2 separate regions of the Homo sapiens genome follow, and region 2 is linked to region 1. A link is a loop called in an ENCODE intact Hi-C map of the cell type or tissue named here. Cell type or tissue: endothelial cell of umbilical vein. All regions are shown on one strand.

Region 1 (5,000 bases):
TGAAGAATGAAGCTCGGAGCCTTGCAGCGGGAAGAACTTTATCTGAACAAGAGGCAGAATTTCCCAGTGGTCCCCTCTTTCTGGAAGCCTTGTCCCTGGTGGGCAGGGGAAGAAGGACAGTGGGGAGATCAAACTGTCACTTTTACAGTGCTAGGGCCCAGGTTAATTACTGACCCCCCTCTCTGAGCCCTAGGGCTCTGCCCTAACCTGGATCCCCTGAGGATCCCAAGAGAGTTCTTTGTGGAGAGGATGAGGCCAGGTATCTGGCCCTTTCAGAAGAAGAGGGGGCACTCGCTATGCTTGAACTATGGCTTAAGAAGCCCTCAAGCACCCCATCACTCCCTTTTTCCCCATCAACAACATGGGATCACCACACCCTAGACTTCACTGGGCTGCCTCAGGGCAAGAAGCAACCAACTAATTTTATGGAGAATCTTGGGAGAGGGCATGGCCAGGAGCCCTTGGTGAGTCCGCATGGCTGCCAGGAAAGGATTTTTTTTTTTTTTAATTGTTCTGCCAGATGGCGGACGTGCTATCAAACTGGAACAATTTCATGTTAATATCTTGACTTGGAGTTTCTGACCACTCAGATTGTATAAATTAAACCTCAAAGCTGTGTATGGGCAGAATCTGAATTCTTTTCTACCCAGAGGCCAGGGGAAACAGACAACTTTGCTTGACATTTCCCTTTGCCTGAGCATCTTTTTTCTGGCAGCATAGCCTTTTGAGGGCCCTAGCCATTATGCAGAGCCTTGATTCTGCCTCCCCACCTTGCATAGGCCAAGGCCTTGCCTATTGTACTAGCATGTCAGAAACCCAAACCTCTTGATCGCCAAGATCACCAAATACCCTCAAACAGGATTGGGGACTAGTATAAGCATCATCTCACCACTTCTGGTGTATGAGAGTTTCTTCTGTTTCCTTTGAGCTCAATATTTTAAAGACTATGTATTATATTTAATTCATCATTTCTAGGTGTTTTGTATTGAGAGGTTTTTCAGGGTATCTAGTTTGTTATGATGACAAAACTAACAGTCCACAAGCTATTACTTTCCTCCCACCAAAATCATCAATGAGTAATAGCCACTTTTCAGTCATTCTCCAAGTCGGAGCCAATTTCTTCATAGTTAGGACAGGTATACTATCCAATTAATAGACAAACATACCCTGCAGAGAAATCTTCCTCATATCTGAAACGTTCCTGCCAAATCCTTTCACTTTATCAGGTTCTAAGAGTTCCTGGATTACTCAAAAAGTTTATCAATGTGAGCTTCCTGTGAGACATTCTAGGAAGTTTAATTGGGAACAGAAAAATATGGAGCCATTTGAAATGATCCAAGTGGGACTCAGGTGGGTTCCATAGTGTTTGCGTGTTAGAACACACTTGATTAAAGCTTCTACTCCATGTTTGTTTTGTCTTGTTTTCAATTAAAGAAGCAGATGAGTCAAAAAAAATTAAAACCTAGACTTGCTCAAAAACACAAAACTTTCTTGGTGAATCTCACTTTTAGGTAGGATTCTGAAAAGAAAATATTGTTGGTTTGGAGAAATTGCAACTAGTTGTTCTTGCTGGTTTAGCAACATATTGTTGTACTAAGGAAGAAGATGGTGCAATTTCCCTGTAATCTTCAGCCCCCATATGAAGTGCTTTCTTTCCTAATTATTGTTTGAAAATCAAAACGTCTGTGTTAAAGGCCATTTACTTACTGAATGGCAAATAGGAGAACAAGCATAAACTGGTCAGAGAAAATGGCTTTTTAAATCCTCAGCCATTTACACAGGGCCAGAGAAAAAGATCAAGCTTCTCATGGCACAAAAAAACCATGACCATAGTTACCTCCTGATATTAAGTAAAATCCCTATAATGACTAAATATTCAGAGTTAGGCATGAAGAATATTTCGGAGTAGGAGAATAAATGGGAAGGAAAAGGATAATGCCCTAAAAGTGAGTCACTGACTACCAAAATATTGTGCTATGGTCTGAACGTTTCTCCTAAAATTCATATGTTGAAATTTAATTGCCAATGTAATAGTGTCATGAGGTGGGGCATTTTGAAGGTGATTAAATCATAAGGGGAAAGCTCTCATGGATAGGATTAAGGCCCTTATATGAGGGCTTGAGAGAGTGGGTTCTCTCTCTTCTGTTCTTCTGCCATGTGAGAACACAGTGTTTGTTCCCTCTGGAGGAAGCAGGATTCAATATGCCATCTTGGAAGCAGAAATATCTTCACCAGACACAAAACCTGTCAGCATCTTGATCTTGGACTTTCCAACCTCCATAACTGTGAGAAATATACTTCTGTTCTTTATAAATTACCCAGCCTAAGGTATTTTGTTATAGCAGCATAAACAGACTAAGACATACATCAAAACAATAATCCATAAAGAATCAAAGACTAGACCTTTTAAGCTAACCTGGGGTCCACTGGACAACATTATGATGCTTTGTTCTTGGTAATCCACTTTTTGACCATGCAGACTTTCTCACAGTAGCTCTCGTTGGTGCCCTCCTCACAAACTGCCCGCACCTTACACCCCTTCCTCCTACACTGGAACACTGTCTGCCCTCCCATTGGGCAGAGTGGCTGGGTGATGTGGTGTGGTGATCTGGAAAGATCCAACAACCTGCAACAGGAGACATATAGAGAACTATATCAGGAGGCTCCCAGAAGAGAGAGTAGGCAAAAGTTTGGAAAGTAGACAGCTTTGCAATCAAAATGATGACCCAGCCAAAGAGGGTAGATTCTAGGACTGTGATCTCTGAGAGGATTTGTGGTGAGGGAACTTAGGCAGAACCCCATTTCAAAAGGCAGTAAGGGACTTTGTTCAAGTACTTCCTTCAGCAGTAAGCCTGTCCAAAGATTCAGGGCTCGTTGACAGGCAAGGTTCCCACACTGGTTACTGCTATAGCCATTGCAGCACTAGGGGGAGCCCTAAGGCAGGCTGATGCAGTGCTGGGTTGCACCCGAAGCCCATGCCCCAGAGACTAGCGCAGCACTGGGGTGCTGCTAAAAAATGCTCTGCATTACTAATCACCAGGGAAATATAAATCTAATCACCAGGGAAGTGTAAATCAAAACCACAACGAGATATCACCTCACCCAGTTAGAATGGCCATTAACAAAAAGACAAAAAAATAGCAAGTGCTGGTGAGGATGTGGAGAAAAGGGAACCCTTATACACTGTTGGTGAGAATGTAAATTAGTACAGCCATTGTGGAAAACAATATTTAGGTTTCCTCAAAAATATTAAAAATATAACAATCATATGATCCAGCAATTCCACTACTGAGTATATATCTAAAGGAATTGTAATCAGTAGGTCATCTGTTTACATAACCAAATGAAAAAACATCAGTTAAGTCAAAGAGATATCTGCATTCTCTCATTTTTCACAGCACTATTTACAATAGGCAAAATATGGAAACAATCTAAGTACCCATGACAAATGAAGGGATAAAGAAAATGTGGTGTATATATACTCAATGGAATGCTATTCATCCATACAAGAGAATGAAATCCTGCCATTTGCACAACATGGATGAACTTGGAGGACATTATAGTAAGTGAAATAAGCCAGGCACAGAAAGACAAATACTGCATGATCTCACTCATATATGGAATCTAAAAAAGTTGCTCTCATAGAAGTAGAGAGTAGTAAAGTAGTTACCAGCTTGGGTGGTTGGGGAAAGCGGAATGTGGGAAGACATTAGTCAAAGTATACAAAATTACAGTTAGATAGGAGGAAGAAACTTCAAGAGGTCTATTGTATAGCGTGGTGACTATAGTTAATGACAATATTCTTGAAAAATGTAAAGAGAGTAGATGTTATGTGCTCTTGCCACAAAAAATGATTACTATGTGAGGTAATGCATTTGTTAATTAGCTAGATTTAACTATTCCACAATGCAATGTTATCTGTCAATTTTAAAACAAATAATAAACCACATACAATATAATTTGTGAAAAAACAAAAAAAAAGCAGGGACTAAACAAGGGCAGAGGAAAGGAACTAAGAGCACCAGCAGCTAGTTGAAATGAATCCCAAGACCAAGGGAGTGATCACAAGGATGGAGACAGCGGTCTAGGAGCCAGATCAAGGACTCACTCAGTGTTGCAGATAATCATTTGAGATAACACGGGCTCCTCCAAGGCATCCTTCCCCCAGGGCTTCTGTGTGCCCATTACTCTTCTTGATGCAGCAAGAAGAAAGAATCAAATTATTGGCCATGACTACCAAAATAGGCTCTCAAAATTCATACCAGAAATTATCATATTAAAAGCTAAAATGTTTAGAGACAAACGATTGTTTTGGTTCCAAAAGCTCTGCTCAATTTCTAAAGGTCTGAACAAGAAGTTTATACTATAAACACTGGAGTTGGAAAGATCACAGGGTAATGTAAAAGCCATTTCTTTCCTCTCAGCACAGCCGCTGCTGCCTCCCTAGAACAGAGGCAAATCTCACAGTTGTGAGGAAAGAAGATAATTGGGAAAAGAGAGCAAGAAAACAAGTAATTGATATGAATTCCTGAGAAAGGGGCCTCCATGGAGCTGGGGTGAAGCCTCTAGAAGAAATTTAAAGTAGTTTTGGGAAGGAACTGAGAGCATAGTAAACTTCTGCTTCCCTTCCCAGAAATACCTAAAGCCTCTTGGAGAAGCCTATATTCAACATTAGGCTACAGCTGAAAACCGGCAAAGTCTGAGAGATGTTCTGTTAGATTGGCCTGAGCACAGCTTCAGTGAGACTCAGCACCTCCAGTGGTATAGGAAAGCAGACAAGAGTTCCCAGGGCCCCCCTTGAAAAGGGTTCAGGAAAGCAAAGAGAGGTCCTGAGATGGGGATGTTGGGCACAGGTGCCTGGAACTAGCAAATGAAGGCCCGTGGCCAGGACATAACCATATGCCAGTGCACAATTAGAAGGACCAGACAGATTGAGTTATATCTTATAGATGCCAGAAGACAGAGATGGCTATCAACCAGAATCATCCTCTTTATGAAAT
Region 2 (5,000 bases), 210 kb before region 1:
TGCTGATAAAGATGTACCTGAGACTGGGCAATTTCCAAAAGAAAGATGTTTATTGGACTCACAGTTCCACGTGGCTAGGGAGGCCTCACAATCATGGTGGAAGGTGAAAGGCACTTCTTACATGGTGGTGGCAAGAGAGTATGAGGAGGTAGTGAAAGCTGAAACCCCTTATAAAACCATCACATCTCATGAGACTTATTTACTACCATGAGAATAGTATGGGGGAAACCACCCTCATGATTCAAGTATCTCCCACTGGGTCCCTCCCACAACATGTGGGAATTATGGGAGTACAATTCAAGATGAGATTTGGGTGGGGACACAGAGCCAAACCATATCACTTGGGCAATGAATTTGTTTTCTGCTTAAATTATATCAGGGGTAAAATGTGATGTTTTGTAACATCAGAACCTTTTTAGAAAAGAAAGTTGTTTTCCAGTGCTCCCGAATAAGTCTCCAAACTTGTTCTTTGCCATATGAAAATGGTCTGTAATGCCTTTTCAGTACTGATAAATAAAAGCACAACCAATGCTTAGTGCAGCACAAGTTAGCATATCTTTCACTCAAGAAGCTGAAAATATTATTGAAGACCCTACAACTGCAGTGGATTATCTGAGGGTTTATAGGGAAGCCCTTTTAAAATTTTGATGTGAAACTCCATAATGCAATGAACACCATTGCTATTTAATCTAAAAGTAGTAATGTCCCTTTTTCTGCATTTCTGAATCAGTGATCATAATAAAGAAATATGCCTCACCATCAATATGCCTTTTACATGCTCCTCTGGCACAAGTCACAAAACGACTTCAAATGATTGGAAACTTAAGTAGAAAGTCTTTGGGAAGAAAATGTAACATCTCATCAAGAGTCCAAATTCCTTTTTTACTTGCTGGCAATGACCTGGAAAATACTGTCTAGTTAATTATGATAAATTCAGCTCATTTTTTCTCTGTGTGAGACAAATTTCAAACCATTGCTTGGTGAGCAGTCTCAGAAAAATGGAGATAGAAAATTGTCCCCCCCCCATTTAATATGACAGTTATAATATATGTGATATAGGATGTATGAGACTTAAATAGATAAAATATCTATGTTTTGTACAATTCTGGGCCCATAGTTCATCAATGGTTACCATGATTTCTATCATCATCATCATCATCATCATCATCGTTCTGGTTGTTTTTGTCATCACCAATTGAGTATCTGCTGTGTACCAGGTCCATATTAAAAGACTGGAGGCAGGCTAGGCGCTGTGGCTCATGCCTGTAATTCCAGCACTTTGGGAGGCTGAGATGGGCAGATCACTTGTTGTCAGGAGTTCAAGACCAGGCTGGCCAACATGGTAAAACCCCATCTCTACTAAAAATACAAAAATTAGCCAGGCGTGGTGGCACACACCTGTAGTCCCAGCTACTCAGGAGGCTGAGGCAGAAGAATCACTTGAACCTGGGAGGCAGAGGTTGCAGTGAGCCGAGATCATGCCACTCCACTCCAGCCTGGGAGACAGAGTGAGACTCCATTTCAAAAAAAAAAAAAAAAAAGATTGGAAGCAGAACCATATCCACTCATGGAGTTTCATAATCTCTAGGGAAATGCTTAACCATTAAAAATTCATGATACAATTATTCTTAAAGGAAGTGGTTTTTAAGTTCACCATAAAACAAGTTGTTGGGAAAGAATTTATTAATCAAATATTCTAGGAAACAAGCTACTAAGCAATCTTATTAAGAATATTCAACCTGAATATTTATACCCATAGAAAACTATTAAATGTAAAGTTATGAAAAGACAATGCACATATGGATCAAGGAATAGAGACGTCTTAAAACAGGAAAAGACTTCTAAATTGTTAACCAAATCTTGGATCTGATCTAACTCAGAGTTTGCACCTTCTTGACTTCACCAGTAGATGCTGCTGTGAAGTAGAACAAGGCCTGCATAGATTTGGACATTTGTGTGCTGAACTCTGAAAATGACTTACCCACAATGGAAAAGAATCCTTACATTCATTTATTTGTTCGTATTTTTGTTTGCTTGCTTATTTAGTTTCAATCCACTGAAAACAACTTGGAAAAACATTTTTTAAGATAACTATCTTATTTTCAATATAACTTCATGGTTTATAAAACACTTTTTTGAAAATTATCTGCTTACTAATCTTTCAACAAGGTAGGCAAGTCTTGTTATCCCTAAGTTCCTGACTAATTTGAGACTCATAGAGATTACTTGACAGGCCTGATTTCTTAGAGTTATTAAGTTAGTAGGTGATGGTGCCAGGATTTGAATACTGGATTTCTGACCCCAAACCCAGCAAACTTTTCTGCTACACTCCAGATTTATAAAACTTGATGCAAGGATCAACGATAGGAGTGTTCATGTTCACTGAATCCAAGAATACATCAATGAACATATACAATTACCTTAACCAAGACTTTAACCTTAGGAGTGCATTTCTTAAGTGGCTGAAAGACAATGCTGGAAACATTTGGCCTTAGTAAAACTCAGGGAAGAGATTTCTAATCTAAGATTTGACAGGAAATGAAATAAAAATCAATTATAATTTCTTGTTTGTTTGCAAATCTAATTCTTTGTTAAAGTGAAGTCAATCAAGTAATTGTAAATAGAAAGCTCTACAATTCTACACTATATGCTTGGTAGTAGAATGTTCTGAATATATTTTAAAGGTGTTAATACTTATAAGCCAATTTATATTGTAATAGACAAGGAAAATAATATCAACTGTGTTTAGTTCATATATTATCTCTGCCAAAAAATTAGCTCTGCTGGAGATATATACATACATACTAGAGTGAAAAACTGTTCCAGTTTGCGTGGGACTGAGGGCTTCCCAGGACATGGAACTTTCAGTGCTAAAGATGGGACAGTCTTAGGCAAACCAGGACAGTTGTTCACTCTACACACACAAATAATATTATTTATATGTATATATATATATTACATATTTATTACACATACATCTTTCCTCCTAATAGCTTGAGTCATCTTGCACAATTACTTTACTATGCTGTAATATGGTGATGTCGCAATAAGTATTTGGTAAATGAAAATGTGTGACAATGTGCTAACATAAGCCAGCATGCTGATACTTCTCTTTAGATATTTTATCTCAGTTTTGCACATTTCTTATTTCCTCCTTTTGCTAACACCTATATATTCTCAAAGTCATTAAATGTTATTGCTTAGTTGTTGTTGTTTTTTTAAGTCAGATATCCAACTTCCTGAGAATTTGTAAAATGCATTTTCCAAGTTTAGGTTATGGGTGTTTTAGGGAGAATAAAGTGCGTAGTTGTTTTTGTTGCTGTTGTTGTTGTTTTGTTTTGCTTTTTTGAGATGAAGTCTCGCTCTGTTGCCAGGCTGCAGTGCAGTGGTGCGATCTTGGCTCACTGCAATCTCCGCCTCCCGGGTTCAAGAGATTCTCCTGCCTCACCCTCCTGAGTAGCTGGGATTACAGGCGCACGCCACTACACCCAGCTAATTTATGTATTTACTTATTTTGAGACAGAGTCTCACTCTGTTGCCAGGCTGGAGTGCAGTGCCATGATCTGGGCTCACTGCAACCTCCATCTCCCAGGTTCGAGAGATTCTCCTGCCTCAGCCTCCCGAGTAGCTGGGACTGCAGGTGCGTACCACCATGCCTGGCTCATTTTTTGTATTTTTAGTAGAAACGGGTTTCACCATGTTGGCCAGGATGGTCTCGATCTCCTGAGCTTCTGATCTGCCTGGCTCAGACTCCCAAAGTGCTGGGATTACAGGCTTGAGCCACCCCGCCTGGCTGTAGTTTTTTAAATTAAAATAAAAATTACTGGATCAAAATTAGATTGAGTGATCAACCAACTAAAAGATTAAACACGACAAAAGTATATTTTTCTCTCACGTAAAAGAAGTCCGTGGGCAGGCAGCTCAGGGCTGGCTAGATGGCTTCACAATGACCAGGAACCCATGCTTCTTCTGTATTGTTGCATGGGGTCTCCTGGTCTAAGATGGTTGCTGAAATTCCAGCCCATTACCATATTCCAATCAGACAGAAGGAGGAAAAGAATCACATATAATATTTCAGCGTTGGTCAGAACATAGTTATATGGCTGCATCAAGCTGCAAGTAATGTTGAAAAATATAGAATTTACTCTGAGTGGTCACATGTTCCACTAAAGCTAGGATTCTGTCATTTAGAGAAAGAGAGAAAATGAATATCTGGGAACAATTAGAAGTCCCTAGAACTCCTAGCTAGACTTACTGCTCTAACAGATGAAATTTCTACTTTTTTAACCCAAGTATTATTTTATTTTCTTCTATTTGTTTGTTCTTCACCCTAAACATGTAATTACTTAAAAAAATTAAAAGTTTTCTTATATTAAATTCTGTCAGCATATGAGTTTGCATTTATCTCGGCCTGCAACATCTGGCATCACTTAAACATGTATAATTCGTGTTGCAGCATGTAAAGGAATTTAAATCATGCCTAATTTTCTGCTTAAGTTTTGGGTCTAGTTTTCCTTCTTCCAGCTGGGAGTTCAAGTCATATAGACAATGGCTAGACAGGGACTTTGCATGTGCCCAGTGTGCCTAGAGCCTTGAATTATGTGATCTCCAAGAGTCTGAGACTGGCCTATCAGCCCCTAACTACAAGTGATTTTCTTAGAGGCTTAGCCTCGTTTGTGGGTTTCACAAGTGGAATGAAGCTATACTTATATGATGAACATACTCAAAAATTATTAGATTCATGGAATTTTATTGCTGAAAGGCACTGAGTCCAATCACCTCCTTTTACTGAGAAGAAGCAGAGGAGTTATGTAACTTGTCTGACACCTAGCTAGTTAGTTACAAAATTACTCCTGGTCCTATTCTCCAAACCTCATGAAGAGGAAATGTCCTGTGGTTGTCCATGCCCTATCTTTCAGAGGACATATCATCACTGTGGGCCCACAACATTTCAGAATCAGCTTTGTGAGGCCCTTCTATCAGCCCTCACATAGAATCTA

The links. Peaks named below come from ENCODE experiments on the same cell type or tissue, not always from the same donor. Only the 100,000 strongest peaks of a DNase experiment are listed, where the experiment ranks them.
Region 2: a loop joins it to region 1, with 5 times the contacts of the local background. A loop is called at or near these places in 2 of 110 quality-filtered maps.

What each region holds. Positions count from the first base shown.
Region 1 is chr3:157,237,216-157,242,215 of GRCh38, reverse strand. It overlaps LOC101928236 (a long non-coding RNA gene), which reads right to left. Exons shown (of 10, transcript XR_007096141.1): 3 at 2,417-2,626. It overlaps LOC105374179 (a long non-coding RNA gene), which reads left to right. Exons shown (of 3, transcript XR_007096142.1): 3 at 1-1,405. Among named protein-coding and RNA genes, the nearest start is that of CCNL1, 80 kb to the right of the region's middle. In endothelial cell of umbilical vein, a CTCF peak has its summit at 2,915 (motif pointing right); a DNase peak (open chromatin) is centred at 2,905.
Region 2 is chr3:157,444,136-157,449,135 of GRCh38, reverse strand. All of the region lies in intron 4 of VEPH1 (ventricular zone expressed PH domain containing 1), which reads left to right. Among named protein-coding and RNA genes, the nearest start is that of PTX3, 9.8 kb to the right of the region's middle. In endothelial cell of umbilical vein, a CTCF peak has its summit at 1,906; a DNase peak (open chromatin) is centred at 1,935; H3K27ac peaks cover 805 bases.